2 separate regions of the Mus musculus genome follow, and region 2 is linked to region 1. Evidence: chromatin loops called from intact Hi-C (ENCODE). Cell type or tissue: heart. All regions are shown on one strand. Links, peaks and the distances in the headings refer to the core of each region. The heading gives the core; the rest is flanking DNA.

Region 1 (16,651 bases), core at 4,530-12,529:
GTTTTAATCCCTACTCACCATACCACCAATGACTGATGCAGCTTTTAGAAAGATACACACAAACGGTCACACCGAAAATGGCAGCTGTAGCACCCAAAACAAGAAGGGCTGAGGAGACGGTGATGCCATAAAGTACTACCCTATAAGTATGAGGATATGACCTGGGGGTACTGGACACCCAGCACCCAGAAAAAAAGTCAGGTGGAGCAGCAGGCATATGCAACCCCAGTGCCTGTCAGGGAGAAGACAGAAGAATCCCTAGAACAAACAGGCAGCCACCCTAGCAGAATCAACAGCTCCAGCTTCAGTGACAGTCCCTGTCCCTGTCCCTGTCCCAAGAAATAAGGTGGAAAGCAATCAAGGAAGATACCTAATCTGACCTGTAGTGTACACACACACACACACACACACACACACACACACACACACACACACACACAGGTACCTGTTCACTCTCATGAACATTTACAGAGTATACAACACAGAAAACATATTAAGAATAAAAACAGCCAGGCAGTGGTGGCGCACGCCTTTAATCCCAGCACTTGGGAGGCAGAGGCAGGCGGATTTCTGAGTTCGAGGCCAGCCTGGTCTACAAAGTGAGTTCCAGGACAGCCAGGGCTACACAGAGAAACCCTGTCTCAGAAAATAAATAAATAAAAATAAATAAATAAATAAAAACAAAGGCTGATGAACTGTCCATTCACAAACTCTTAAATACTAGTTGCAATCTTTATCCACTTAAAATTTACAGATTAAAAATAACCAAACTTGAAAACTCCATAATTCATGTAACTCCAGTCACAGGTTTCTAGAGAATTTATCTCGGAAGGACAAAAAGACTCTCCTCTTAGACTGTCCTAACAACTTAAAAGTAAACAGAAATGACAATAAAGACATGCTTGAAATAAATGTGACAAACTCCACTAATTAAAACACCTTCTACCAGGGCGGGAGGAGGGTATAGGGGACTTTGGGGATAGCATTTGAAATGTAAATGAAGAAAATATCTAATAAAATAAATAAATAAAAATAAAAAACCACCTTCTCCATGCAGAGCCCTGAAAAGCTCAATCATCTAAACAAAGCCAACATGAGAGCTGCCCACCATTTACTAGGTGAACAGTCACAGGCTATGGACAGCTAGGCAATCACCTCTGCAGTGTCCTACTACACTCTTACTGTCTAGAATCCCACCACAAAAGGGCAGACAGGACAATGGTCTTTGTGCCCAGTGCCTTGTGTGTGATCCCTAAGCACTCACTAATATGCTAACAATAATCACACGTCCAAAACACCCACTGCCACAGAGGATTCAAAGCTTTAATCTGCAATTACAACAGATTTATACCAACTATAGTCAAATCAAAACAACTCCTAGTGTCCTATCACCTTCCTTCAAAGAACATTTAAACTGGTATTTTGTTTTGTTTTTAATTAATTCTTGGAAAATTCTCTTCAATGTAATTTGATCATATCCGTTCCCCTAATTCCCCATGCCCTTGGTATGAAGAATTAGAAATTTCTGAGTTTTTAACCTATTACTGGCCAGATTTGAAGCAATTCCTTTTTTTTTTTTTTTTTTTTTTTTAAGCTCTATGTTTCCTACTAGAAATACAAAGATCCTATACCTGGAGTTACTGCACATACAGTGTAGGCCAGCAGTGCCAGCCTCTTCTGGGACGGAAGTGAATGTAATTCTGAGGAATGCTTACCTGTCACTTGGTGGCCTGGGCTCTTCTTGCAAATATTTTTGGGTATTCCGCCTTCGTACTTTAGGAAACACATGCTTTCTTGAGAACTGTCTGTCCTGTGGCTTTGAATCTTCCTGTGATATGATATCTTCTATGTCATCCAGCAGTACATCACAAGACGCAGAAGGCATCTTTTGTAGGACAGAAAAAAGTTACAAATAGCAGAGGTTTATAAAAATCCACTTAGCATGGTATTGGTCAACAATTCTTACCAACCTTGAATCTTCTTAACTCTGTGAAACCTAAGTCCACAGAAAACATAGATAAACCAAAGAAACAACCATGCAAGTCCTGCATATATAGAACACCCATGACTGAACTGAAAATGTCATAACTAATACTATGGAGAGAAAGTAGGGCAGGGTCTTTTCAAGAGAAAGGAAACAGAAAGCCAGCAATTCCCATCAGCCACTGCTGCTGAGGCCAGTGACCACCAAGGCCTCCAGTACTGTGAGAAGGAATTGGTATACCTGACTTTAAGAGTGATTGGTGGGGCTGGGCGGTGGTGGCGCACACCTTTAATCCCAGCACTCCGGAGGCAGAGGCAGGCGGATTTCTGAGTTCGAGGCCAGCCTGGTCTACAAAGTGAGCTCCAGGATAGCCAAGGCTATACAGAGAAACCCTGTCTCGAAAAACAAAACAAAAAAACAAAAAAACAAACAAACAAAAAAAAGAGTGATTGGTGGGGCTCAAGAGATGGCTCAGCAGATAAGAGAACTTGCTGATTTTATAGAAGTCCATCGTTCAGTTCCAGTACCCACACAGAGGCTCAATACCATCATAAGTCCAGTTCAAGGGATCTGGCACCTTCTGACCTCCTTGGGCACCAGGCACATTTTTGGTGCACATAAATACATACAGGCAAAAACGCTCATATACATATAATATGGTGAGTCATGCATGCACACACACACACACACACACACACACACACACACATAGGACAGCTATGCCAATCAAAACTAGTATTGGTAAACAACTACAAAGTATTACTCTAATATCAAAACCAAATAAAGGCACACACATTAAAAAAAAAAAAAAAGAAAGAAAGAAAAAGAAAACTACCAGCTAATACCCCTGGTAAACACTAATGTTATAATCATGAATAAAATGTTTACAAACCAAACACAGGTAGGTCTATATCAAAAACATTAAATTAACTGTATCCCAGAGATGTAGAGATAGTTCAGCATATATTAAGCCAATAAATGACATAAATGAACTTAAAGATGAAAAAAACCTCATGATCATCTCAATAGATGCCTTTGACAAAATCCAACATGCCATAATGATAAAAGTCTTAGAGAAGGGGATAGAGAGATGGTTTAGCAGATAAGAAAGCCTGTGGCTCTAGCAGAGGACCTGGGTTCTGTTCCCAGCACCCACATGGTGACTCAATACCATCTATGATTCCAGTTCCAGAGAATCTGATACCCTTTTCTGAACCTCAAAGGTACCAGGCATGTATGTGGTGCACATATGTACATGCATGCAAAATATTCATATATATAAAATAAAATAACCTCAAAGAAAGAAGTAATGAATTGGGGTTGAAGCTGGCAGTAAAGAAAGAGTCTAGGCCCATGCATACTATGGCATCTATTACCTATTAACTTTCCTCATTAGGTTATCTGAACCAGTGTGAAGACTATAAATCAGCAGTTCTCAACCTGTAGGTCATGACCCCTTTGGGGGGGTGCAAATAACTTCACGGGGGTCACCTAAGACCATCAAAAACCACAGTTATTTACATTACAATTCATAACAATAGCAAATTTACAGTTTATGAAGTAGCACTAAAAGTAATTTTAAGGTTATGGGTCACCACACCATGAGGAACTGTATTAAAGGGTTGCAGCATTAGGAAGGTTGCGACCCACTGCTATATAGTCATGTGTCTTCAAGCCTGTCTGATAAGCTCCCTTTTTGTTCTTCTATAGGATTCCCATCTTTCTGCTCACATCATCCAAATAACAGAGTGGCTTCCTACCAGGCCTATTTTTGTGCCTGGAATTTGCAATGTTTGCTTTAAATCTTTAACAGCGTGTGCATCATAATTCAAACCTCTATTTAAATCTCAGCCACTTATATATCTATCATCAGTAAAAGAAAAAAAAAAGTGAGCCAAGCACCCATCCTAAAAACTGTTATGGTAATGAGCACATCCCAGTCAGTCGCTCCTTCCTTCCTTTTCCTAGACAGTGATTTGCTCAGAGTCAGTCACAACAAGACGATCCAGCCAGAAAAGACCTTTACAACAACTGACAGTAAAGACAGCTTCTCTTTCCACTCCAGTGCATGAAGTTGGGGTAATAGGCCAACTTGGTGAAATCTGTGACAGGCCAAAGAAGCCACCTACCTAAGGAATGAAGCCTAGCAAGAGATGCAGACATAATGACTGCATTGAGCACCTGAGGTGCAACCGTACTCGGCTCACTCACCGGAGCCACTACCCTCCCTCTGGAGTCTAACATCTTTTGGATTGGGCATTCGCCTCCTAGAAACAAGGGTTTACCAGCTCAGCCATTAAGATTGGCCTTTCCCACATAGGTTCCATTTACATGCAATATCTGTCAGTGAAAAAAAAAAAATAACAGTTTGAACACATTCAGGAAATTCTTCCTCTTTCAGATCTAAATGCACAGGCTTGGAGTGTGAAGAAGTGCAGGAAAGAAACTGAACATCCGCTGACCTTAGGAGTTTTCTAAAAATTATTTTCTTACCAAAGAAAGGAGGTGGGACTGACAAAAGGGCCCAACACAGATGGAGGCCATCCCACACAGAGAGATCACTTCTTTCTTTACTGCCTTATGCTTGTCTTCCAATCTGTTACTGTGTGAACTGACCACTGTCTTAGAGTAAGCTTACTACTGCCTAGCTCAAGCATGAGGTCCCAACAAGGTTCTTTTCACCCTGCATTGTCATGAGCTGCCAGCTATTCAGGTGTCTCCACTCCGTTTGAGATGCATAGTCTCCTATAGTCCTTAGGCAGAGATATTCATTCTGGAAGTGATTGGAGTTATTGGAGCCAGGACTCTTTTACATCATTCATAGCCACCAGCAAGGCTATTCTTAGAATTGGTGATTTTGGCTAATAATTTAGAAAGCTACAGTCCAACCAGGCAAAGAAGGTCTGAATGGCATTAGGTGGCTCATCACACTGCACCAATAGTCAGGAGGCAGGGAGGAGTGCTCGTGCTCAGCGGGCTCCCTCCATTTACACACTTTCTAACTCAGTCTTAAAGCACAGCCTGCATCCAGGCCACAAATTCCTTCATCAGCTAAACCTCTCTAGAAATCTCCTCACAGATACAAATATCAGGTTCAACAGACCCTCCAATAACTTTGATATCTACTATTCTAGAGTTATTATTTCATAAAGACTGACTTAGAGGGCATGCCAAATAGACGTTACTGAATCAAGTGACTGTAGTGTGTATAAAAACAATGTAAAACAGAACAGTCTTCTCAACAAATGACACGAAAACAACTGGATAGCCACACGCAAGGAAACGCAGCTGGGGCCCCATCTCGCATCATACTCAAAAGTAAACTCACAGGGGCTACAGACCTAAGCTTACGGACCTACTACTAGAAGAGTCTTACAGCTATCACAAGTATCAAGTTTCCCAATTAGACACTGGCTTCTTAGTTAAGGACAACAAGAGCACAAAAGGAAAAACAGGTTAGACTTCATCAAAATTAGTGTTTCAGCCAGATGCAGTGGCTTGTGCTTGCAATGCCAGCACGTGGGAATTTAAGGCAGGAGGACCAGGACTCAAAGGCTGGTCTCAGATACAAATCAAATTTGAAGCTAACCTGGGCTATGTGAAAACTGTTCTCAAAAAAGAGAAAAAAACAAAACAAAACAATTCTCATGCTTCAAAGACAATATGAAGACCATGAGAGAGCATGCAGTGGGAGGAAACAGTAGTAACTCATAGAATACAATAAGGGCCTCTCATCAGAGTAAATAAAGAACCCAAAAATACAAACAACCCCAAATTAAAATACGGGAAAGGGATCCCAACAGACATACTTCCAAACAAGATATATAAGTATCTGATAAGCACAGAGAGCTGTCAGTAAAGTCAGCCATGAGGGAAAGGCCATTCAAACCCACAAAGATATACCGTTTCACACTCCCGAAGACAATGAGAATTACAAAGACAAGTAGCCATGTTTAACAGCAGTGAATCACATCGCACAGAAAGGAAACAAGAATCTGGCCTGGCATGGTGGTGCACACACTCAATCCCAGCACTTGCAAGTTTGGTCTATATAGTGAGTTCCAGGCTAACAAGGGATAAACATTAAGACAACATCTCAACAAATTTAAAAAATAAAAATAAATTTTAAAAAAAAGAGAGAGAGAGAGGGAGAGAGAAACAAGACAACCCAGCTAGAAGAGGTACAGAAACAAGCCTTCAGGAATGCCATATTTGGGCTGCAGAAATGGCTCAGAGTTAAGAGCACTGATTGCTCTTCCAGAGGACCAGGGTTCAATTCCCAGCAACCACATGGCAGCTCTTACCTGTCTGTAATTCCAGGATCTGATAACCTCACAAAGACATACATGCAGGCAAAATCCCAGTGCACATAAAATTATAAATACATATTTTAAAAAAAGAAAGAAAGTCATATTTAACAGCCAGGTAGAGAAGTAGGATATAACAGGGACTAAGCAACAGCCAAACAAGAAAACAGATGTGCCACAAATGGGAAAGAGAGCATGTCTCGCTTCTTAATGAAAATGAAAAACTAAGGAAGAGATACAAAAATGTCTCTCCGATGAAGTTATAGGGAAATCTAGTTTTCACAAAATGATACTGGCTAATTACTAAAAACTTAAGACATCTTTCTTCATATTCTAATGCAGAACTAATTACTCAAATATTAGAAACTAAAATAAACCAATACCTTGATTTTCTGAAATTGGTCTCAAGTCCTCTTGAAAGATGAATCTGAAAAATTAAAATTAATTAGAAAATGCGAGTACCCTATAAGTTCATAAAACCAGTGTATGACCTCTTTACAACTTCCTTAAAAAAAAAAAAAAAAAAAAAAAAAGGATGCATCTAGCCACTTTTTAAACTGCTACCCTGCACTGTAACACCTGAGCACAATGAAAATCACCAAGTAAGAAACAAGTGATCCCTTATGACACAGGAAAGTTTTCTAAGCAAGGGAGCAAAGAAAAGAGGGGAAGGGGGCGCAAAAACACAAGCGACCTCTGCCCCTATGCCCAACTTCAGTGCAAAACACTCATCTCCTGAAGCCCTGATCGCGTAGCACAAGTACATTCACGGGTAAAGCGAGAGGGGAAATGAGGCTAGAGCAGAATGGAAGTCCCTGACGTCGCCAGCCAGCAGTGTCTGCCGCCACGCCGGCCTCTCTCCAGGCAGCGCTCCAGAGTCCGACTCTCCACGCCAGCCGCCAAGTCTTTTCCAAACTGCGAGAACAAGCGGGCGATCGGCCCAAAGGAGAAAACCTGCGGAAACGAAGCTCCGCCCAAAATGCAGCTCGGCCCACGGTCGCTGAGCACTGATCCATTTGCCCCAGTATACACAGATCCAGAACTTCACCTGTCCGAACTGAGAGGAAAAAAACCACAAGCCCCTGCCAGGAAACTGCACAGACTTCAGATGGAGAGCGCCATGACACTTGTGTCCCGCCGGGCTGATTTGCGCATGCTCCGCGACGGTAGACCGGAGAGGTCAAAACAGATCGTTGTTTCAAGTTTGCGTTTGTTTTTATCTATAATTATTACCACATTCTTCTACAAACAAAGGTGAAAATACACTCCTACCTCATTATGTTAGCTTATCAACTAACTTCTGCTAAGTTATAACCTTATAACTTGTCCTGCACAGTTAAGAGATTAACATAAACATCTTGCCATTTATTATTACTACTCATTATTCACAAAAAGGGACTGGAGACTTTAAATACTTACCAGAATAATTACCTCCGGAGTAAATCATTTTCATTACATTCATTACATTTTATCAGTTCCCTCCTCTATCTATCTATCTATCTATCTATCTATCTATCTATCATCTCTATCTCTTTTGAGACAGCATCTCTCTATAAAACCTTAATTGCACAGTCACTCATTATATGGAATGAACTGGCCTCGAACTCACAGATCGACCTGCCTTTACCTCCAGATCTCTAGGATTAAAAGCATGCTCCACCATGCCCAACTAATTTCCTTCTCTTCTATAGAGAAGAATAACTAAAATAATAGTTGTTCTATCGAATAACAGAAGTCAATTAACACCAAACTCGTGCCCACATCTACCTCCTACTGCTGGGATTACGGTTGTGGCCCACTGCAGTAGGCTTATATTTCTGCTTCTGCAGAGACAATTCAGCCGAGGTAGTCAGGTTTCATTTAATAATTCCATAAGAATACATAAGAAGAAACCTTTATACTTTCTTTGTCAGTAATGCATAACTTTATATTTAAAAAGCAAAAAGAAAGGAATGATGTGAAAAATATGGAACAAAATCTTTATGTTTTCAAAGGGATGAAGATTTTTGTTGAAGGATGAGTGGTTTAGCAGTCTGTGTATTGGGACCCAGGGACTTCTGCATGCTAAGCAAGCACTGTACCACTAAGCTGCATCTCCTGACCCTAGGTTTGTTGTTGTTGTTTGTTTTCTTGCTTTTGTCTCCATAGTGAAAACTGAATGGGAAAATGTTAGCAATAATAAAACCAATGGACAAAGGAATAATAAATCCAGAAATTACAAAAAATTAAAAACAGATTTAGTTTATAACTTTAGCAATTATCGGTTGTACTATTGAATTTAAACCAATCAATAACTTTTCATGAGACACAATGTGTGTGAGTTTAATTCGCTCTTTAAAAAGTGCATATGAATTGTTTGTGCAGAGATTGCATGGACATAATAGCGACAGTCTTAAGACAGATAAGTCTATTTCTTAGGCGAATGGGACAAACGTAGATGTGAACTGTAGGGATTGGGCATTAAATGTGCTGTGATTTACATTGACTTTCCACAGCCTGTGACCAAAACCCAGCTCTAATTTCAAAACAAGGGGTGCACATAAGAATCGATGTTGGATACAGGGACTGTGAAGATTGATCCTGTATAAGAAATTACTTGACAGAATAAGGCTCCCCTGGCTGAAAACTATATGACAGTAATTTTTTGTTGTTGCTGTTGTTGTTGTTTGGTTTTTTGGTTTTTTTCAAGACAGGGTTTCTCTGTATAGCCCTGACTGTCCTGGAACTCACTTTGTAGACCAGGCTGGCCTCGAACTCAGAAATCCACCTGCCTCTTCCTCCCAAGTGCTGGGATTAAAGGTGTGTACCACCACCGCCCAGCACAACAGTAATTTTTAAGGAAGATTTTTTCCCCCCAAGAGTGGATGAACCCAACAAGAAAGAGTGATAGTGTGAACAAAGAGAAAACAGGAGGAATGCTGTAGCAACATCAAAAGAAAGGCTGCCTCTAGTGAATGAGTGCCTCAAAATATAGGGTAAGAGGGAGGAGCTGAAGCTCTTAAATGCTGCTAGACAGGGACATGAAATCACCTCCAGTCTGTGGAGGAATGCTGAAGGGCATCTTATAAAGTAGCCACTAGAGGTCAGAGTATTGAACTTCTGGCACCAGCTATTCGCTTGCTCTAGCAGGTCACATAAATGGCGTTGCTCTAAGTGTGTAAGTAAATTTCTCTTTTCAGACTCCTGAAACCTGGAACCCTTGCTAGAGCAATGAGAACACCACATTCCCTTGCCGTAGAGCAGGTAACTTACCTAGGCCCAGAATCCTCGGCTTTTGTCATAAGCAAGAATCTGATGCTAGCTCCACAAAAAAAGACAGTCAGACAGAAAGACAGACAGACAGAAAGACAGACAGGGAGGGAGGGAGGGAGGGAGGGAGGGAGGGAAGGAGGGAAGGAGGGAAGGAGGGAAGGAGGGAAGGAGGGAAGGAGGGAAGGAGGGAAGGAGGGAAGGAGGGAAGGAGGGAAGGAGGGAAGGAGGGAAGGAGGGAAGGAGGGAAGGAGGGAAGGAGGGAAGGAGGGAGGGAGGGAGGGAAGGAGTAGCTAAGAAGTTCTGATCCTCCTGCCTTCACTTCTCAAGGCCTGAACCTCAACATATTAAAATTCTTATTGTTAGATATTCTCCCAATGATTTAAAATAATAACTCACATTTATTGTATAATACTCTCATGGTTTATAAGTATCAGCAGGAGACATGATGTTTTCTCTGTCCTTAGAAGGACATGACAATACAGAATAAATTTGGTTTTGTGAGGAACACAGCTTAGTGTTAGGACTCTCACATGCCTAAGGCCGCAGGTTGAACACCCACTGCTGTAAACACTGATAGTAATGACAGATCTGTTATTCACATGAATTGAGTTATGTAATCTTTACTACATGTACTCGGTATACTAAGGACTATTCTAAATGCTCGGGGGAATGAAACGCAGCAATGTCTCTACCTCCTTATTCAGTCCAGCCAAGGCTACATAGTAAGATCTAAATAAAGAATGAATGAAAAACAGAGAGAGAGAGAGGGAGAGAGAGAGAGAGAGAGAGAGAGAGAGAGAGAGAGAGAGAGAGAGAGAGAGAGAGAAAGAGAATATTATTGTTTTCTTTCTGTCTTTCTTCTCTTTCATTTGATAGAGTGCTGTGTAGCCCTGGGTGGCCTATAATTTGCTATGTAGACCAGGCTGGCATCATACTCACAGAGATATAACTCTCACTGCCTCTGCCTTGCTAGTGCTAAATCCTTAGTCCCAGCAATCCAGAGGCAAAGGTAGGTGGATCTTGTGAGTTCAAGGCAAGCTTGGTCTATACTGTGAGTTCAAAGCCGTTCAGGAAGAAGAGTGAAATTTCCATGAGCAGAAATGAGGGGGAGGGGAGACTGCAGGTAGAGCAAATATGGGAGGAAAAAGGAAAGATGAAGAATCATCTTCCCCATACCCCCAACACAATTGGTGAGTTATTTTATACTAAGTGCTCAGAGGTATACATTTAAGAAATCTCATAAAGCTAATCACCTTCCTACCAAATATTAAAGACATTCAAATTGAGGATAATAGAAAATCCTTGGTCTCCTTAAATTGTATGACTTGAGATACATCTAGATGTATTTTAACCTATGACCTCCACACAGGTATGACAAGCAGCCATGAATGAACACACGTGCATACACACACACACACACACACACACACACACACACACACACATACTTATATAATTTTTAATTATTGTTTGAGAATTTCATTCGTACATGAATATTTTGTGTTTTGAAAAAATCCAATCCCCCACTCCCTCCACACACCCTCCCCCATTCCCTCTCCCATTCCCTCCCCATTCCCTCCCCCACTCCCTCCCACACACCCTCCCCCACTCCCTCCACACTCTCCCCCACTCCCTCCCACACACCCTCCCCCACTCCCTCCACACACCCTCCCCCACTCCCTACCACACACCCTCCCCCACTCCCTCCCACACACCCTCCCCCACTCCCTACCACACACCCTCCCCCACTCCCTACCACACACTCTCAATACTACTTCTCTCTCCCAATATTTTTATATTTAATTTTCTCAATTTTTTTATCCGGGACCTATTTCAAACTTCTTTATTTTCTTTTTGAAACAGGGTCTCTCTATAGTCCTGACTGTCCTACAACTTGCCAAGTTGACCAGGCTGGCCTTGAACTCACCGAGATTGGCCTGCGTCTGCCTCCCAGTGCCCACAGGTTAAAGACACTCACCACCAAACCCAGCTCATTTCACACTTCTGAAAATTTTCCCAAATATTGTAACTGATACATGTATAATCTTCATCCCCAGATAATAACCCCTCATACGTCGGAAGTACAGTGCTCACAGCCAGGAAACGATCGTGGGTATAATGCACTGATCCTGGGAGAGTCTTTTGTTTTTTTATCTTCTCTAATCTTGATGCTTTAGAAGAAGAATGGTACAGTTGTTTGTAAAATGTCATTCAATTACAGTCCTCTGATGCGCTCACACCTACATTCATGCTTTTAGTTTCCTGTGGTTTGTTTTGCTTTGCTTTGCTTAGATGCAGGATCTTGCTATGTAACCTTGGCTTTCCTGAATCTCAAACAGATCCATAGGCTTCTGCTTCCAAGCACTCGGATTTAAAGGTGTATGCTACCGTGCCTGGCACAGCTTCCTTTGAGGTAAGGATTTGGGGCAAGAATACCACAGAAGAAATGCTGTCTGCTCCCCTTGGCCTATCTCAACAGAGGCATGTGACAGATCTCATTAACAGTGATGTACTTTGAACACTTGGTCTCACCACTGTGAAACAACTCTTCCACCCTTTGTTATCAATGAGTGACTTGAGGGAAGACATGCTGAGGTTACAATAGAATCCTGTTCCAGAGCATGTTGCTGCCTCTACTTGTGGCATCTCTAAATGACCCTGCAGGGAACAATTATTACTGTGGCATTTGCCAAATGGGGACTTTCCATTTCTATCATGCCTTCTACTTAGATTATTGAATGGGCTTTCCCTTCTCGTTTTTCTATTCAATTATTTATATTGGCATGGATGATTGTGCTCATTTTATATTATAGCTTCTAAGCCATTGTTAGTATTATTTTGTTGCTCAAATTATCCCAAATCTGGCCACGGCTTTGGGTTGCCTTCAGAGTTCTTTGGACACGTCTACATTTCAATTATACATAATTTTTCTGTTAGTGCAATATGTGCCAAAGCTCGTTGTATATCTCTCTACCCCAGCCCTGCAATCGGTCTATTGTCCACAGAGCTATAGTTCCTATTAGTTTAAAGTGCTATTTAGAGACCAAGATAGGAAGCCAAATGTTGTGATATACATTTATAGTTCTAGAATGTGGGAGGTGAAGACAAAAGGATCAGGAATTTAAGGCCAGACTCTGCTACAAAGAAAGTATGAATCCATCCTGGGCCACATGACAATCTACATGGAAAGGGAAGGAAGGAAGGAAGGGAGGAAGGGAGGGAGGGAGGGAGGGAGGGAGGGAGGGAGGGAGGGAGGGAGGGAGGGAGGAAGGAAGGAAGGAAGGAAGGAAGGAAGGAAGGAAGGAAGGAAGGAAGGAAGGGGAAGGGAAGGGTGATAGGAGGTGGCTCAGCAGCAACATTTACTGCTCTTGCAAAAGACCCAGATTATGTTCCCAGAATTCCTATAGAGGCTGTTACAACGGCCTACAATGCCAGTTCCAGAGGATCTGATGTCCTCTTTTCTGGTTCTCTTGGGCTCCTGCATCCGCGTATGCACAAAAATACATACATGCTCACACACATAACTAAAAAATAAGTAAATAAATAAATCTTTCAGAAAATAAATAATGATATGAGCTTCAGTATGCTATTGCTTCTGGTTATCATTGCTCCAGAAGCTACAGTATACTCGAGGCAAACTTGGAGTGTCTGTTAGATATCCATGTGGATTCTTGGCCTGGCAATTGGACTTATGATTCTAAAGCTTTGAGAAATGCAAGAGGAAGCTAGGAAGTTGGGGATCATTGCCATGCAGGTAGAATCTTAAGCCAGGACTTGTATGAAAGTGCCCGTGGAATGAGCCTGAAGCATGCTCCTCCCCAACTAAGGTGGGGGAGAAGAGAAAGAGACAGAAAAGAAGACTGAGAAATAACAACTGATGGGAAGGAAGGAAAGCAAGAATGTGGGGTCCTGGAAGGCAAGGGAAAACCCAGAAGTGGGGACGGCAGGCAGCATTAACCGATGCTGAAGATGCAGGGAATGGATGCTGAGCATGAGACGTCAGCGTGAACAGTCTAGATGGGCAGTTTCTGGAGGAATGATGGGCGTAAACCTTGAATGGACTATATCAAAGGGTAAGGAACTAGAGACAGGACATCAGCCAGGAGCAGAGAGATCAAACTGTGGCAAAGGAGGAATCATGTTCATAAAGAATTGTGTTGAAGATAGGAAAAACAAGAGCATGCTTAAATGCTAAAACTCCTAGAAATGGGAAGACGGCAGTGGCAGAAGGAAGGGAGATTGTTAGAATAATATTTCTTGAGGTATAAAATTTTTAAAATACACAAAAGTTATTTAAAAATAAATAAAAATATCAGGTAGCAAATGAAGTAGAAACCTAAGGACTCTTTGAAAAGTCGGTGGAATGGTGTTTTGCTTGGGCAAACATGTGAAGGAACATTTCATGAAAGTGGTCACAGGGGGCTGGAGAGATGGCTCAGCGGTTAAGAGCACTGATTGTTCTTCTGAAGGTCCTGAGTTCAAATCCCAGCAACCACATGGTGGCTCACAACCATCCAAAATAAGATCTGACACCCTCTTCTGGAGTGTCTGAAGACAGCTAAAATGTACTTACATAATAAATAAATAAATCTTTTTTTAAAAAAGGAAAGGAAAGGAAAGGAAAGGAAAGGAAAGGAAAGGAAAGGAAAGGAAAGGAAAGGAAAGGAAAGGAAAGGAAAGGAAAGGAAAGGGGACACAGGTGTGAAAGGCTAAGGAAGACTCCTGAAGTAGCATTTTCATGAAGCAGACACAGGAGAGAGGATGTTCTGCTAAAGCAAGCATGTGAATGGACACATGATGAAGGGTTCTTTGCTAACAACATATTGGTTTGCCTTATGTTGCGTAGTTAAGCTGCATATGTCAGGACTCCATAGAGAGAAACATACCAAAAAAAAAAAAAAAAGTTTGGGGTGTGCTGCAGTTTGTTGCTGCTTCCAAGGGCTTGGGAAGATTGGAAGCACGTGCTGAGGCATGGCCAGTGCTGAGGGAAGGTATGTGGAGGACACATGGTGTTTGGAGGATATAAATAAGACTCCACTGGCCGGGCGGTAGTGGCACACGCCTTTAATCCCAGCACTTGGGGGTAGAGGCAGGCAGATTTCTGAGTTCGAGGCCAGCCTGGTCTACAAAGTGAGTTCCAGGACAGCCAGGGCTATACAGAGAAACCCTGTCTCGAAAAACCAAACCAAAGCAAAACAAAAAAAAAAAAAGACTTCACTGAATGATGGAGACAGAGCTTGGCTTGCTGGTACAGCTAGCTGTGCAATGCTTGTGAGTCTGGAGTATTCACTTCCCTGAGAGAGGCACAGCTGAGAACTCCTGGTGTTCTTGTTGGTTCCTCCTGCTGAGGCTGAGGCCTGGCTGTCTCTGCTAGGCCGTGTCACTGCTGTAACTAACCCAATTCTACCAAACTGGACTGCTGGTGTATCCCTGAAGTGTTTGCAAGTGGATCGAGCTGCCGCTGCTAACCTATGAACTGAACTGATGATTTCCAGACAACACAGACAGCAGTTGCTCCAAAGAACCTTTCTAAACAGGTCCACTTTTCCTGTATCCTTTCTTTCCCACTATCTCTTGTGGGTGGTGGGCAAACAAGGAGGTTAAGGCATTTAAGAGCTATCATTAAAAATGAGGTATGAAAACTTTAAAGTTATAGGCACATGCCTTTAGTCCCAGAACTTGGGGGGCAAAGGTGAGTGGATCTCTGAATCAAGAACAAAGAGAGTTCCAGACCAACCAAGTCTAAATACTGTGACCCTTTCCCAAAAACAAACAAACAAACAAACAAACAAACAAACAAACAAACAGCTAAGACATATTTTAAATGTTTAAAACCGTCCGAAGATTCAGTTGGTAATTAGTAGAGGGCTTGCCCAGGGATACAGGAGGCTCTAGACATCACACACTGATGCTGTCAAAAGGCAGGGAGGGCATGATGCAAAAGCCTATAATCCCAGCACCCGGGAGGTAGGAGGGTCAGGAGTTTAAGGTCATCCTCAGCTACATAGAACTTTAAGGCTAGCCTGAGCTACAAGAAACCCTGTCTCTTTCTTCCTCTTCCTCTTCCTCCTCCTCTTCTTTTTTTTTTTTTTTTTTTTTTTTTTTTTTTGGTTTTCGAGACAGGGTGGTTTCTCTGTGTAGTCCTGGCTGTCCTGGAACTCACTCTGTAGACCAGGCTGGCTTCGAACTCAGAAATCTGCCTGCCTCTGCCTCCCAAGTGCTGGGATTAAAGGCATGCGCCACCATGCCCGGCTCTATCTCAAACAAAATTGAACAAAACAAACAAGTAAAACATTTTATTTGTGACATTTTAAAATCTAAGTTTAAAAATGTTGTTTTTAAAACAACAACCAAAAAATTTTTAAATTAAAGAAAGATTTCTAGTAAGGTATTAGTTAGCTTGACTATCAATGGTCAACTCTAATATTCTACTGGAAACTTATTTCTCTGGCAAGTTCCAAATGTGGTTGGTTAGTCACTGCCAAGAAGATGAGGGAAAAGAAAATAAACTTCTTTAAGCTCCCTTCTTTTTTGACCACAGGGCATTTATAGCTTTTGTTTGATGGGAGAACAGACAACACACACACACACACACACACACTTTTTAAGTGCTAAATCTATAGGTGAAACTCAGACTTGCAATCCCACCAAGGGAGTCTAGGGTAAGCGGTGAAAAAGCAAAGGCAGGAGAGGGACTTGCTGGTGAGGAAGTCTTTCTCAGAGAACTGAGCAGGACCTGCAGCAGCTGGCTTCATGAGAACGCACTCCCTAACCTACAGAACCGGCTGCGGAAGTATTCCATTTCAGCTTATTTACTTATTCCAAATATCTGCAAAGCTCTCTCCCAGGCTGTCCACTCAACAAGAGCGGAGATCAAAAGAAAAGGCAAAGAGGACAAAATAAAGGGAGAACAAAAGGTCTTTTGTAAGAAAATCGTGTTCTCATATTTCCCTCCATAACTTCTCAAATGTTAGTGAGAAGGGGAGAAAATGTTTAATAAAAGGCACTCAGTGAATCGTTCCAGAGTCTATTTTTTAAAAAGACAATTTTGTTAGATTTTAGCTTCTTTCTTTTGTGTGCATGCACATGCCACAGGGACAGCTTTAAG
Region 2 (16,651 bases), core at 5,360-13,359, 230 kb after region 1:
TCAAGTCTCCTCTTTCTCCCCCTCCTCCCCCTCCTCCTCTCCGTCCTCCCTCTCCTCCTCTTCTTCCTCCTCATTCCTGTTCCTTCTCTTCATCCTTTACTTAATTTTTTTCCCCCACAACAGGCTGTGACTCAGGAGTTCAGGCTAGTCCTTAACTCATAGCAACCTCCCTGCCTCAGCCTCTCAAGTGATGGGATTACAGGTGGGAATCACTGAGGCCAGCTCAGCTTGGGTTTTCTAATGTACCTGCTCTTTTTCTTTCCCATGCATTTTCCCCTTGAAATGCTGTAGTTCACTGGTCCATGTTTCCTCCAGAGCCACGTGCTGTGCCTGACGGGGTCCTGATGCATCTCAGGTAAAATAATACTGTATACGTGAACAGAAGATGAAGGAGCCTGGAAATTTTGCTTATCACTTGTGATATAGTATTATAAGATGTAAGTCAAGGTAAAAAAAAATACTTTTCAGAGGGCAGACCAATCACCTAAATGTGTGGTGTGGGTAGCTAGGTCTAGATAGAGTAGAGGGCTGTGACTTCCAGATCCTGCCAGAGCCATGCTGGGTGACAACTTTTCTTCTAACTGCATGTTACCACTTAAAATTAGGGGACCAGGGATATGGCTCAGTCATGAACAAAGCTCTGGCTTTATTACCCATCACCGCATAAAGCAGGCATGGTGATGCATATAATTCTAACACTCAGAAAATGAAATCGGGTAGACCAGCAGATCAAGTTATCCTTAGCTACGTAGTAGATTGGAGGTCAGCCTGGGAGACATGGGACTCTGTCTCAAAGAAATACACAAGGGCTGGGGAGGTTCCTCAGTAGGCAAAATGCTTGCTACTCAAGCATGAAGACCTGAGTCCCATCCTCTGCACTCAAGTACAAAGCTGGGTGTAAACCAGCTGGAACCCCAGTGTTGGGGAGGTGAAAACAGGAAGATCCCTTGGTGCCCACTGATCAGTCCTTCTAAAAGAACTATGAGCTCCAGGCCGTCTGAAAAAATAGTTTTGAGTGTGATTGAGGAAGACACACGACACGGACCATTGGCCTCCATATGCATGCACACACATGTATGTATGTACACATACATTCACCCACACACAAATAGTAAAAGTCAGTTAAAATCAATTACAATGTACATTCTGTTTATCAAACTCCCTGGTCGTAAGTCAGGTGCCCTGCAGGATGCAGTTCCTGTCACCATCCTCAATGGTACAAATGCAGGCTAGTCCATCATCACAGAGACCCCCTGAGTGACAACTCAGCAAAGGAAGGCATGCCACAGCTGACCATCTAAATTTAACATCTTCAAACACAAATCCAGTCAAGCAGACTATTTGGAGTACCCTTGTTTCTAACTCTTGCTCTTAAAGCAAATCTCCAAATGAAGCCAGACATCTGTGGAGAACTAAATGATTCTCTGTAGAACCGAGAACCAGTCTTGTAGAGGAGAAAAATGTGCTGATCCCAGTACTTATATTCCATGGTGGAACCGAGATATATTTTTGGAGGCAGGGTGTCATTGTGAGCCTGTTTGGCCTGGAACTTACTACATAGACCAGATTTACCTTAAGCTTGCAGATATCTGCCTGCCTCTGCCTCCAGAGTGCTAGGATTCAAGGAACGTACCATCAGGCCACATCTATGATAGACAGTATAAAATCCATGGAGGGAAGGACTCTCTCCAACTTTAGTGTTAGCAGTAGGTCTCATGTGGTTAAATCACAGTATGATCCTCTTATCTGTCACTTTCCCTTCTGCATTGATGTGAATAGTCACAGTCATGCTATGACCCAAATCGGGCAGATATTTTAGCTCCCTTTCAGAAGTACCTTCTTTAGTGAGCTGCAGAGATGGCTCAGGAGTTAAGAAAGCATATTCCTGCTGGGTGGTGGCAGTGTCATGTGTTAGGGAGCCGGAGGCAGGCGGATCTCTGTGAGTTCAAGACTAGCCTAGTCTACAGGGGGAGTTCCAGGACAGCCAGGGCTGCATAGAAAAACCCTGTCTTCAAAACAAAACAAAACAATTCATATTTCTCTTCAGAGGGTGCAAGTTCTTAAGTTGGGTTCCCAGCACCCACATCAGGAGCCTTACAACCACCTTTAACTCCAGTTCCAGGACATACAATCGGATGCCTCTAGCCTCTGAGAGTGCCACACTCAAGTGCATAAACACACACACACACACACACACACACACACACACACACACACACAATTAAAAAATAATAAATCTTTTAAAAATCCTGTGATATGTGTTTCATAGGGATGGATTGCTTTTAATGAGCCTAACCTATTTACCTGGGTGCTATATAACATTCCATATTAATACTCTAGTTTAATTCTTTCCCCCTTTATTGTCAGATATTTGGGTTGTTTCCATTTTTTCTCTATTACAAATAATGTTCACATTAATGTATGTTCACACCCAGAAATAGGACTGCTGGGTTGTAAGAAATCCTTATTTTCAACTTTGTTTTGTTTATTTAATTTAATCTTGTGCCTGGCTAGCTGCTGCTCCAGTTGCTGTTGCTGCTGCTGTTGTTGTTGCTGCTGCTGTTGTTGCTATTGTTGTTGTTGCTGTTGCTTCTGTTGTCACTCTTGTTCTTGCTACTGTTGCTGTTGTTCCTTTTGCTTCTGTTACTGCTGTTGCTGCTTTTTCTGTTGTTTCTATTGCTTCTGTTACTGCTGTTGCTGTTGTTCCTGTTGTTGTTGTTGCTGCTGCTGTTTCTGTTGTTGCTGTTGCTGCTGCTGCTGTTGTTGCTTGCTATTCATTGTTGGTTTTTTCCGGTGCCAGAGATCCAACACTGAGCTATGTGTTTGCAGCTCTGAGGTGCTGCCCAAGCATGATCCAAAACTGTCTTGTCAACCTTCCCACCAAGCATGTGTGAGATTCCTCCATCATCTGAAATGATCATTTTTCCCAGAATTGTGGGTTTACGTGGTCAGATCCTGTTTTGCATTTTCTCATCCTCATTTGTCCAACTGAGTTTTCTTCACTGACCTTCCCTTGCTCAGTTTCTACTACACTACATTGCTTGTTATTGTCCCATGGGTTATAATTAGGGGAATCTATTTTCTTGGTGTTTTATCTGTAAACCTACACTTTGACAGCTGATCCATCTCCCCAACTCTGTTTTCCAAATGCTGTTTTACTGGAGACAATACCTATATCAGAGAGCTCACTCCTTTCAAAAATATAAACCGGTGCTCATTCCATTCATCCACAGAGCTGTGCACCTAACACAACTCTTTATGCTATCTTACTTTATTTTCTCTATTTTTTATTTTTATGTATATGTGTATTGCCACAATGCACATGTGGAGGTCAAAGGACAACTTAGAGTCTTCTCCTTCTGCTAGGTCAGGTCCAAGGTTAGAACTCAGGTTACCAAGCTTGACGGGCAAGCACCTTCACCCACTGAGCTGCCATGCTAACCCCACATTATTGTTTAAGCCATCGTTTTTATGACCTCCCAAAGAAAGCTCACATCTATTAATCCATTTCCTTCCTCTGCCATCTCCTAGCTCCAGGCAGTCACCAATCTAATATCTATTTTATATTTTTTTCCTGACACTTCTTATAAATGTAATCAAACAATAAAGTCCACTTTGAAATAGGATGGTTAGCTTAGTGAGTGATAGGATACTTTTGCATTTTTGAATTACATAACAATAGCCCATTTTGCTTGCATTGAAGAGCTATTTTTTCCCCTTCCACCATAAGTCATGATGAACAAATATGTGTTTTTAAATCCCGGCTTCCTGTTCCTGGTATCTTTCACCTTTAAGGATTCCCGAGGGAACCAAGCCTCCTTTTGAAAAGCACTGGTCCAGAGCAAATTGTAGTCTAAACACAGCTCTTGAGAGAGCAGAGTGAATGTTCGGTTCTGTTTACATTTGGCTGAACTAAAAGGGGTCATTTCAAGAAAGAGTCAAGGACCAGAAGAAGGAAATGGCCTGGAATGAGTCTAAAACATTTAATGTTTAAAAATCAGGGATGCGCGGGAGAGCTTCCAGCTATTGTCAATGGCGTGATGGGAAAGACATCAGGTGTTCATTTATTCCCTGCAAACCAAAGTTCCTTTAAGGACAAACCCCCATAAAACACATATTTTCATATGTATATAATAGATTGTAGAATACAAAAAAGGAAAAGGAAAAGAAAAACAAAACAAAACAAAACAAAAACAACACGTTTACCCTGAGAGCCCCCTGGAGAATGCATCCCTTGAGAGCTGTAGGATGTAGCTGGGGGAGAAAAAGTTGGTCCCTCAGCAGGCTGGAAAGTGTCTGGTTCAACAGCAGAGCCTGTGAGTTCTGATCAGCCTGACAAAGATAACATCATATATTTCGCTTTCCTAACTCTTCCAAAGCTAGCAATGGTGACCCATTGATTTTCCTTCCACATACTGAGAGGCAAGATGATGTTTTAATTTTTATGGATTTAGAGTTCTGCCTGCATTATTTCCAGCAGCAATCTTTTTATGTCTCGATCCAATTTATGGCCATATATGTTCCAATATTAATGTGGTATGATTCCCCCCCCCCAAATATAAAAGTTCTAAAGATGCCCTGTAACTTATCTAACATCTCCCACAGTTCCAGTGGGCTTAGACGATGCTGCATGAAGCCAGTCACAGATAATGACCGTGGCCCTGTTATACGGGCTGACATCTTCTCCTAGGAAGTGTGTATAGATCAAGATCCTTTGGTGTGCAGTAGATCTCAGCGTAGATGAGATTGCAGTATAAATGCGGTATATTTTATAGACTTGAAGCCCTCCCTTATTTCTTACCAGTTGGCCTCATCTTTTTATCCTGCTTTTAAGGAGAAAATTGCTCAATCCTCTCGTGGTCTCTTGAAGTAAGGGCAAGGAGATTCATGAGACATTCACGGAAACACTTCAGTAACCTCAGCTAACAGTGGGAACACAATCTAAACCAGAGAATTTTTTTTTGAAGAACCGAAGTTTATTACTTTCTGGCACATTCATAAACTAAAGCTGCGGACAAGGTGTTTTCATGTCAAGGGATCTCGGTCTGTGTTTATGTCTCATTTGTGATGGATGGTGAAGACACAGGCAGGATGCAAACGAGCTGTAAGCAGCTTGTGCGAATACACACGGAAGTGCAGATCCTATTATTTTCCTTATTAACCTGCTTATGGAAATGTTTTAAAGAAGAAAGCGGCAGCACTTTAAAGTATTTAAATGATCAAGGTTAAGTCAATAATAGCAAACAATTAAACCACAGATACTCGTGAAACAAATCAGCCGGGACTTGGGGTAGAATTCAGTGGGTAGAGTGCTTGCCTAGCAGGCAGGAAGCCTGGAGTGGAGACAGGTGAGGCAAAAGAAAGAAAGAAAGAAAAAGAATAAAAGGAAAGAACATGACTGCTTCAGGGCGTGTGGAGGAAAGGTTTATGTAGGTAGAGGGGAGAGCATAGCCAGAGACATCTGCGAAACGCCAGAGCGGACATCACCCTGAGCCATGTGAGGAGAAGGGGGGAGGGGAGAGAGGAGAATCAGACAGAGACGCTAATAAGGCCAAGGTACAAAAGGGGCGGGTAACCAAAATGGCTGAATTGTGTAGGGACGAGCTGCTGGGGAAAGGGCAGCCAGCCCCTGGGCTGGAGAAGTTTAGGGCAGAGCTCAGTGTAAGCAAACCAGGAGGAACTTAACTAGTAGGGGCTGAGAGATGCTGAGAGAAGCAGGCAGCCAGGTTCGCTTTGATATGTTAAGTAGGCATTTCAGCCTTTTGTCCCAGGGTTTGAGACTTAACAGTAGAAGCATCAATGTTCTGAGGGCTGTAAAGTTTCTTTCGTAGAAAAATGGCACCCATCCCAAGGGAGCGGATCCTCCTACAACATGGCTTCCGAGATGCCACTTCCTGTTCAAGAAACAGTGCTGTCTTTCGGTCAGCACCAGCCCTCCAGTGTTCAAGGCTCCCTGTTATTTGGTTCTTTTTAAATGATCTTGCCAGCCTGCAACCTCACTAGTACAGAATGCCGTATAGGCCTTAACAGTCCAGCCCGTGAACGATTCCCCTCTCTGAATCCTCACAGTGCCCCAGGGCCTTTGCTCATGATGGTTCCTTGTAAGTCATGCACCCTATCTCATTCACGTCCCCAAATCCCAACTACAGTTCTAATACAAACATGGGACCAAATTTTATATGCCTTGGTCATGGTCTAAAATTGTCTTTATTACAACGGCAGGCTAAATCGTGTCCCTTGCCATGATCCCCAGACCCATACACCCTAGCCACCACTTTCCTGGTTGAGCTATCTCAGCAGTCTATTTACTGATTTATTTAGAGAGTGGGGTGTGTATGTGTGTGTGTGTGTGTGTTATAGAAAACTATAGGGTAAAAGAAAAGGTTGACAGAAGATGGGGTGAGGAGACAGGCTAAATAAAGGGAATCATGACAGAATTCATTAGCCCTTATTAGAATTTCTAGTCCATGGAGGTTCTTACCCCCTCCTCCTCCTCCTCCTCCTCCTCCTCCTCCCCCCCCCTTTTCTTCTTCTTCTTCTCCCTCTTCTCCTTCTCCTCTCCTTCCTTCTCTTCCTCTTTTGAGATACTCTAGTGGTTCTCAACTTTCCTTATGCTGTGACCGTTTAATAAAGTCCCTCATGCTGTGGTGACCCCCAACCACAAATTCTACTACATAATTGTAGTTTTGCTACTGTTGTGAATCATAATGTAAATATCTGTGTTTTCCAATGTTCTTGAAAAGATCATTGGACCCTCAAAGGGGTCACAACCCACAAGTTGAGAACGACTGAGACAGGCTCTAATAGAGCCAAAGCTGGTCTCAGACTTACTGTGTAGCTGGGCTCATTTTGAACTCCTAATCACTCTACCCACCTCTTGAGTGTCAAGATTACAGATGTGACCCACTGCACCTGACTTCTGTATTGTGTTTGTATAGGTATCTTATACACATGCTAGAATCAGGGCATAGGTTTAAACTCATAGATTATACACGAATGTGGATTCTCTTCTGTGGAGTATTTTAAAAATGAGCAAGCCATAGAATTTGAAAAATATTTATAGCAGACATATATTTGATAAATTACTTGTATCTATATATTATTTGAATATATATTCAGATGTAATAAAACAAAGTAATCCATTTAAAAGTAGCAAGAGATTGGAACAAATATTCACCAAAGAAGATGCTCAGGGGTTGGGGTTGTAGCTTACTACATAGATCAGGTTGGCCATGAACTTGGAGATCTGCCTGTGCCTGTTTCCTGAGTGCTGGGATTGAAGACAAGTGCCACCATGCCATGATGGGGTTATAGTTCAATGGCTTGTCTAGCATTTGAGAAGCCCTGGCTTTGTTCCTTGCAGCACAGTATTGCTGGACAGATGAAAATGAAAACCATGATGCAAACTTTTTAGAATCGTGAAAAACTAATAAAGTCATCAAATAAAGTGACATTGTCACGTGCCAGTGGAGCCAAGGCTAGAGCTGGTGGGGTTGCTGGTGGTAAGGGTCTCACTCTGTCTGGAAAACAGTGTGTGGTATTTTCTTCAAATGCTCAGCATACCACATGATCCAATAACTGCACTTCTTCGTGTTTAGCCAAGGAAAATGGAAGCATATGTTCATACAAAAACCTGGACATGAAGGATTATAGCAGCTTTATTCATAATTGCCCCAAATTGGAAACAGCCCAAATTCCAAATGTCATCTGGCTGTTGAAAGGATAAACTCTGCAATCTATCCATGCATCTTAGCATGCCACTTGGCAAAAGGAACGAACTACTCATATGCACAACAAGGACAAACTTCTCATCCTCATTTGTATTATGCTAAGTGAAAAAAGCCAGACTTCTGCACCAGATTATTCCCTCTAGAGAAAAAAGAGAATGCTCCAGGGACAGAAAGCAAATCAGTGGTTCCTGGGGGTCCAAGGAGGTCCCATGGCTGCCAAGGGACATGGAAACACGTTTAGTCACATACTGTTCTATGTCCTGATCAGGACAGTAGTCACATATATATATCACAAACACACACACATATATATGTATGTATATATATATATATATATATATATATATACATACATACATATATTCAGAGATGTGCATACAGCAAAGAGCAAACTCATTGCACATAAATTATATTGTATAGTTTATAAAATATCAACAAGGGCCTTCAGATGGGAGAAACTGACATTACAAGTTTCACTATTTTCCTTCAAACGTGGTTTCCCATCAATTCAACAGGGATTAAGTGTATATGTGTATCATTAATTGTGTTAAGCATTTTGGAAATCATTAAAAGAAGTTTAAGACAATCTTGAGTTGTCTATGGACATGAGTAATGATTCTACATCTTCCAAAGGTTTTGTGTTTTTTAGATTATATAGCTGGGGCGTATGAAGAAGGAGATGAAGAGACTGGCCTCTGAGCAATGATGCTGACAACAGAGATGGAGGGTTGTAGGATCTGGATCCTGCCTGGCAGATTAAGCACACACTGTAGGACAAATTGTGGTTGACTGAAGACAAGAGCTCCTCAGGTTGCGCAGAATTTTCAGACATTTGTTACTCAGAAAGCTGGGCAGTTCACAGTTTTAGTCTTGGGCCCAGGCCTTAATCTGTGTCTATGTCATGACAGTGGGGACGGTGGAGGGAAGTGGGTAAATCTATAAATCTTAAAACACTAGAAAGGGTTGGGGTGTTCTTTCCAACAGAGCTGTGTGGTACACCCACGCCCCCAACTTCTGTATGTAAGCCATTCCTTCTAAATGAGGTCTACCCAAGTACCCTAAAAAAACAAACCAAAAAAACCCGAAACCCATTATCAGTCCTCGCAAGCCTAACCATTATCAGTCCCCGCAAGCCTCCATATCCTGCTCTACGTTCTTTCCCATAGTGCTTATCTTCTTGCTTCAAAGCATTCTTGACTGCCTGGAATGCCTGCTGTTTACTGTCACCTCCTCGCTAGAATGCAAGCCCACCATGTTAGGAACCATTGGTTATTTTGTGCATGGACAGATAGTAGGTGCTCAGCAGATATTTGAAAACTCACTAATAATGGCTCTGATTAGCATTCACAGAGCAGATCCCGGACCCTGACACACCAAGCAACGTCAAATAGTTACCGTCCCTTGATGAAGTAAGACAATTCTTGTTTGCCATTTCAGAAAGAAGGAAACAGGACCACAGACAGGTTAGGAGGAACCAAGGTTGCCTATAAAACTAGTAAAAAAGTGGTACCATGGTCCAGACACGAAAATACTTCTCAACTCAGAAATATGGATCCCAGAAAGCAAGAATGAGCAAGCTACTGGGGACTGGCTGGCACTTGGAAGCCAGATGGTTTTGGATCGGCAGGTCTAAATCCTTAGCTAACTGTGTCAGAGGAAGCCATTTTAAGGAGTACATTCTCCATGAAAAACCTGGCAAGACACAGAAAAACATAGAGGCGAGGAAAGGGCTTTTATAGAGTAATACAAGTGAGAATTATACTCAAGTTTTTCATTTCTCAGTAATTAGATTCCGTTTAAATTCACATCTTTAAAAAAGGTGAATGCAGGCTGAATTTCCCTTATCCCATATTTTGGGTAAAATGTACCTAAAATAAAATCTACCTAATGTTAGCAAATTACTAACATCTCTTCATGTAAGTAATTAATTTGGTTTCTGTTTTGCCCTGCAGATGGGACAATTTATTATTACTGCTAATAAATCTCTAGGAATTAATTGTTGAGATGGGATTAACAACCCCAAAATGGTTGGAAGAAAATCTTAATTTGGATCATGTTTTCCTAACTCTGTCAGCAGCTTCTGATTATAAAAATAGTCTCAACCCCCTTAGGCGGGACTTACTCTTCCGGTGTCTGCGGAGGGCAGGGTGACCTTTCACTCGCTTTTGATGACCGCCCTCTTGTGGTGGATCGTGAGGATGCACGCCTAGCTCCAAGGTTCTTTGTGAGAGAGCCCAGCCCCGCGTGGTCTAGAATATTCTGGGATCTCCCTGGTGAAGATTTCCTTGCTCCCCTCTTCTTCTCGGGGAGTCTGTAATGTTCTGTAAACACAAGGACAAATATATTGCTGTTGTTTCTATATTGTATTTTTGACTGTTTATTTTTGTGGCAACTGCTGTTACTGTGGCCAATTTTAGTCGTAATTATTTTCCTCTTCCTGCTTTACAGAGGGTTGTAAGAAAATGTGAATAGAAGAAAATCAAGAAGGCTAAAGGGATTTCTTCTCATCCACGCTTTTAACTTCACTCCACCAAATGGCTGCGATAGTTTTTGTTTGTTTTGTTTGTTTGTTTGTTTGTTTTTCTTTCCTTAAAAATACAAGGTAAAACCAAACAGAAACCTGGAGGTGGAGAGTGGTAGCACAGGCTGGTGTCTAATCTCAGCACTTGGAGGATCTCAAGTTCGGGCCTAACCAGGGCTACATAATAAACAAATGGACAAAATGCCAAAGGATGATAGATACATAGTTACGCCTGAGAAATAACAGGCTTGAGATTGTAAATTCTCTCACTTAGCAGTTGCTTTAAGTTTTAAGGTTCTAAACCTTAGGAGAGGTCGAACATCAGATATCCTGTATGTCAGCTATTTACATTATGATTCACAACAGTAGCATAGTTACAGTTATGGAGTAGCAACAAAAATAATTTTATGTTTGGGAATCACCACACCATGAGGAACTGTGTTAAAGGGTCACAGAATCAGGAAGGTTGAGAAGCGCTGCCTTGATGTTAAAGAGAAAGTATAAAGCTGACAGAGGAACGGCATTTGTATCAACTCTTCTACAGGGTCTCTCATGCACAGACACTGTGTATAATGTCTCTTGGAAATGTAAACCTATGGTCCTAGCTACAGCTGAGCTTATTTAATGGGTGTCACTTAAATTTTACTTAAGCAAGGGACAATGTCTCTATATACACACACACATATATATATAATATATATGCATGTATATACATATATAATATAAACACATACAATATATACATATATAATATATACTATATAATGTTTTTATTATTGAAAAGTTCATACATGTATATAACATTCAATCAATAACATCCACCTCCCTTCCTCCACCTGGACCCCCCAGACCCACTCCTACCTAATTTCGTATCCCCTCTTTTCTAGCCCACTGATTACTATTTGTGCTGCCCATATGTGAGCGGGTGTGAGACCATCCACTGAAGCACTGTTGTCGTACTATAGATCACACTTGTCTTTGTTAGGGTTTCTGTTGCTGCGATGTTGTTGCCATGGCCAAAAAGCAAGCTGGGGAAGAAAGGGTTTCCTTAGCTTGTACATCTACATTGCTGGTCACCACTGGAGGATGTCAGTGCAGGAACTCAAGCAGGATAGGAACCTGGAGGCAGGAGCTGATGCAGAAACCATAGAGGGGTGCTGCTTATTACTGGCTTGCTTCCCAGGGCTTGTTCAGCCTGCTTTCTTACAGAACTCAGGACCACCAATCTAGGGATGGCAACACCCATAATGGGCTGGGCCCTCTCCCATTGATCACTAGTCGAGAAAATGCTTTACAGTTTGATCTCATGGAGGCATTTCCTCAAGGGAGACTCCTTCCTCTCTAAAGACTCTAGATTGTGTCAAGTGACCTAAAAACCACCCAGTACAACACCTCTAAAAATAATTCTCTCCTTTCTAAGCAGCTATCAACTGTCAAACAGTCTTCAGCTACGTGTGAGGTCTTGGAAGCCCCTTCATTCTTCATGATAGGGTACTGAATGGCTCAATCTTAGCATCCACAGATGCTGTGATTTCATGAGCGCAGGGGGCATCCTGGCACCTCCAGAAGATACTGTTTCACCTTGCCCCAGTCCCCAGGCTGGCACTTCACTGTTTCTCTTCCCTCTTCTGCCATGCTACCTACAGCCTTATGGCAAGGGATGTGTACAGCTGACCATTTATGGCTGTGCACGGAAAGTCTATCTTGGGTATACTTTATGACATACTGAAAGAGTCTTGGATCTCTAGGATCTGAACAGAACTGGAGTCTGAACTCTCATACTTAGCTGTTGTGATCATTCGAATAAAAATGGCCCCCATAGGCTCATAGATCTGAATGGTGGTCACTAGAATTAGGAGGTGTGGCCTTATCGTAGGAAGTACTACATCAAAAGACCATGCCAAGCCCAGAGTCTCTCTCTCTCTCTTGGCCAGCAGATCAGGCTATAGCTCTCAGTTACCTCCCCAGCACCTTTCTGCCTGTGTGGGGCCATGCTTCCCACCATGATAATGGACTAAACCTCTGAAACTGTAAGCCAGCCCTCCACTAAATGCTTTCTTTTTTAAGAGCTGCCTTGGTCCCCGTGTCTCTTCATGGCAGTAGAACATGACTAAGACAGTGGTCTGACTCTGGGCACCTCGCTTCACCTCTCATTGCAAACAGATGTCATTCTTCATTTGTTCGAATCTGGTAACTCAGAGGAGGTAATCAAAGAACATGGTCCACAGTCTCTCCTTTAAAACCTCAAATGAAAAGTCCCCCAGCTCTGCTTCATCACCCACTCAGTGTCCACTCATCATAATGTGCCTAGGAAGATGAAGCGCTCAGAAACACCAAGCAGATGAGATAGAACACATTGAAATTTGTTTGTTCTGTGTACCATCCCACTATCAACGGGTCTGTGTGGCTGGCAGCTATCTGAGTAAGAGCACATAGATGTAGAATTGTGATGTTGTCCAGGTTAGTTAAAGTCCTTACAAACACCATTATTTATCAGTGTCTAGTAATGTTTGCCTGAGAGTCTGTTTTGTTTGCTAAGGTCTTAGGAGCCTCTGCTGCCCCTGACTAATATTAGTGGCCTGATTCAGGTTTGTAATTCTCCATTTGCAATTCAGGAAACCAAAGTTCCGAAAACAAAAGGTGGTTTTTTTGCAATTCTCCTGGCAGCAAACCCCATCTGTGCCCACAAGGGACTATTTGTAATGTATTATTTTACTTAGTGTGAATTCTTACGTTCTTTTTGTAGTGGTCCTACTCTGTTTGATCACGGTGTGCTGTCTTCAGTCCCAGTGCAGCTCTACAGGTGCCCTGTGATAACTTTTAAATGGATCAATCTGCCTTAAACACATTTGGGCCCAGGGTTTGAGCTAAGAGTTTATGGCTCTCTTTGTGCATACTGTCTGTATTTTTATTTATTACATAGATGGAGGTTATACTTCACACGGTTTGCTCTTAATGTAATATAATACAATAATATTTATTCATGCATTTGTCACTTGTTTTGAGGAAGGGTTCCCCATGTCCAGACTGACCTCCAACTCTCAACCTGCCCACCTCAGCATCCCAAAGTCCTGGGATTTCAGGTGTAACCATATATACCCAATTTTAACAAACTATCTCTATCTTTAAAGTGGGAGATTAAATTAGTTTGAATCTTCTTTGATGTATTTGCCCTTTTTGTCCTCCTTTTTTTTTTTTTTTTTTTTTTTTTTGCTTTCTGAATATGCCACGTTGCACCTCCTCCCCCCTCCCAGGGTTCTATTGGATCAACGGAGAGTCCTTTCTCTTTCTTTTTCTAACACTTTACTCATTATTCAGAAAGCCCTGCCCTCTTAATTCTTTTTACAGTTACTTTTGAAATGTATTTAACTCACAAGATCCAAAAGAAATCAATTTTTATTGCAATAAAAATTAGCCTCTGAGAGCTGGCAAGATGGCCCCCAGGTAAAGGCACTTGCTGCCACGCCCTCTGACTTGAGTACAATACCAGAAGCCTACACAATGGAAAGTAGAGAAACGACTACACAAAGTTGCTCTTCCACATGGTGGTTACCAAGGCACACAAACAGGCTCTAAAGTGTGCTAGTTTGTATCAACTTGACACAAGCTTTATTGGAACGGAGGGAACCCAGATTGAGAAAATGCCTTCTGACGATTCAGCTCTAAGGATTTTTCTTAGTGATTGATGAGGAAGGGACTAGCACATAGTGGGTAGGACCATCCCTGTGCTGGGGGTTCTGGGTTCTAAAACAAACAAACAAAAAGGCTGAGCAAGCCGTGATGAGCAATCCAGTAAGCAGCATTCTTCCATAGCCTCTGTGTCAGCTTCTGTCTCCAGGTTCCTGGCCTGCTTGAGTTCCTATTCTGTCTTCCTCCAATGATGGACTATGATGTGGAAGTAGAAGAAACTCTTTTCGAGTTGCTTTGGTCAAGGTGTTTCATCAGGGCAATAGTAACCCTAATAAGTAAATGTTAAAACAACAACAACAAAACCCAAAACAACAACAACCTTTTGCTTTAGCAGTGCCAAGCCAGGTTGCTGCTGTAGCTCTGACCAAACTCTGCCAGCTTCTGTGCAGTTGTCTACTATATTTGTCTTATTTATTTGTATCCCAGCTGGTCTTGGACTCACTATGCATCATGTATTGGCAGATACATACTATGATTACCAGAGTTCAGGATTGCTACTGTTGATGCTACTTCTACCACTCTTTCTCCTCTCTCTCCCCCCTCCCCCTCCCCCTTTCCCCCTCCCCCTCCCCTCCCCCTTCCCCCTCCCCTTCCCCCTTCCCCTCCCCCTTCCCCTTCCCCCCTCCCCCTCCCCCTTCCCCCCTCCTCCTCATCTTTTTCTTCTTTGATGCAGGGTCTCACTAGCTTAGGACTTACTATGAAGAGCAGGCTGCGCTTAAACTTCAGCTTTCCAAGCTGCCGGAGATTACAAGCATGTGCCATCATGTCTTACTTGTATTTCCTTTTTATTAAAAGTTTTCGTGTTTTATTAATGTCGATGTTATTTTACATGAAAGTTTTGCTAATAGCATTTTAAACCTTTTATTGTGATAGCATTGGAACACTCTGAATTTTATATATTGAGCTTTTATTTTGTGACTTGCTGAGTTGATTTATCAGTGTTTTTAGAAAAATTGTGATTGTTTTCTGTATGCAAGATCATGCCCCCCATGAAAAGGTAAGTTTTTGCTTCTTCCCAATGGGAATCACTGTTTTGGAATTGGCTTATGCTTGTATTATGTTAATTTGGTTCCCAAAATTGCATGAGAATCCTGCATGTAAGATGCTGAGGGTCCCTGCCCTGAGTTGAGTCTAACTAGTAAATAAAGTTGCTGGCGGCTAATGGTTGGGACAGAGGCGGGACTCACCATGTCAGGAAAAGAAGTAGATACAGGCGTGAGAGCTGCAGAAGACAGAGTGCCGATCATGTAAGAGCCAGGGAAGAGTGACCAGGGTGCCCCCCTGGTTGGATCTAGGGTATCAAAGATGGAATATAGATTTTAGTTAATAACTCAGGAGTATCAGAGGGGAGACATTAGCAACGTGGAGGTTTGGAAGTGCCTAGCCATATTAAATATAAGACTCTCTCTCTCTCTCTCTCTCTCTCTCTCTCTCTCTCTTTGTGTGTGTGTGTGTGTGTGTGTGTGTGTGTTTCATTCGAGAACGGAGAACACTGGAATGGGTAGCTAGGGACACATGCTGCTGATTCTGGGGAGATTAGATTGGATCAATCACTTTTTTTCTTGTTCTTCTCTCTTCTCTTCTCTTCTCTTCTCTTCTCTTCTCTTCTCTTCTCTTCTCTTCTCTTCTCTTCTCTTCTCTTCTCTTCTCTTCTCTTCTCTTCTCTCCTCTCCTCTCCTCTCCTCTCCTCTCCTCTCCTCTCCTCTCCTCTCCTCTCCTCTCCCCTCCCCTCCCCTCCCCTCCCCTCCCCTCCCCTCCCCTCCTCTCTTCTTTTCTTTACTTTTCTTTTCTTTCCTTGCATAACTCCTGCAACAATTTTCTGTTGAATAGAAGTCGTGAAGACTGATACCCACCCCTTCCTTGTCTTAGGAGGAAAGCACTCAGCCGCCCTCATTAAGACGAATTTTTCAGTATGTTTTTAATCTGGCTCATCCCCATTTCTAGATGATGGAGGATTTTCAATCATGAAATCATTTTTCATTTGGCCTTGCACCTTCTCAGCATCTGTTGACATGGTCTTGTGGGTTTTATGTTTGATCTGCTGATACTTTAATTACTTGGTGTTGATCCTACTTTGCATTCCTGAGGACAGGTCCATTTGGCTGCTGCATTCATTACCAGTTTCTGCTCTTGCTGAAACAAAACACCTGGCAGACATAACTTAAGAATGTGAAGGTTCAATTCAGCTCATCATGAAGACAGAACAATCCACCCTCATCTCAGCAGGGAATGCGTGGTGACTAGAGCCCACTTCTCACCTACGCACTTCCTCCAACAAGGCCCTACCTCCTGAGGGTCCCATAGCCTCCCCAGATAACATCACCATCTGTGGCTCAGGTATCTAGATACGTGATCCTTCGGAGACATTGTCTGTTCCAACCTCCGCAGGCACAATACTTCATACCATTTTTTTCATATTTCATTTGCTTGTATTTTGTTGAGGACTTTTGCACCTATGTTCAGGACATGTCTCTGAGTTTTTTGATGTGTTTCCCCTCCCCATGATGATATTGTTTGACATCGTGGTGGTATTAGATTAATACTAAACTCAGAATGAATTTGGGAAGGAGCTCCTTCATTTTTGGAGCGGTGGGGAGCTTTATAAAGCACATAACCATTCGTTAATCAACATTTTCAACTTTGAAGTCAACTGGACTTGTGATTTTTTTTTATAAAGGCTTTTGATATAACAAATTCAGAGTCTTCTTGT

Evidence for each region. Hi-C counts contacts between places; a loop is a spot of excess contacts. Peaks named below come from ENCODE experiments on the same cell type or tissue, not always from the same donor. Only the 100,000 strongest peaks of a DNase experiment are listed, where the experiment ranks them.
Region 2: it touches region 1 in a loop (12-fold over the local background); 38 of 42 quality-filtered maps call a loop at or near these places.

Annotation. Positions count from the first base shown.
Region 1 is chr13:29,848,224-29,864,874 of GRCm38, forward strand. Cdkal1 (CDK5 regulatory subunit associated protein 1-like 1) reads right to left here and starts at 7,450. Exons shown (of 16, transcript NM_144536.3): 1 at 7,340-7,450; 2 at 6,675-6,718; 3 at 1,716-1,885. The coding sequence starts at 1,885. In heart, for the core only: a CTCF peak has its summit at 9,360 (motif pointing right); DNase peaks (open chromatin) are centred at 7,198 and 7,398; H3K4me3 peaks cover 1,986 bases; H3K27ac peaks cover 874 bases.
Region 2 is chr13:30,075,282-30,091,932 of GRCm38, forward strand. No RefSeq gene overlaps it. Among named protein-coding and RNA genes, the nearest start is that of Mboat1, 53 kb to the right of the region's middle. In heart, for the core only: a CTCF peak has its summit at 9,922 (motif pointing left); a DNase peak (open chromatin) is centred at 9,920; H3K4me3 peaks cover 1,344 bases; H3K27ac peaks cover 2,537 bases.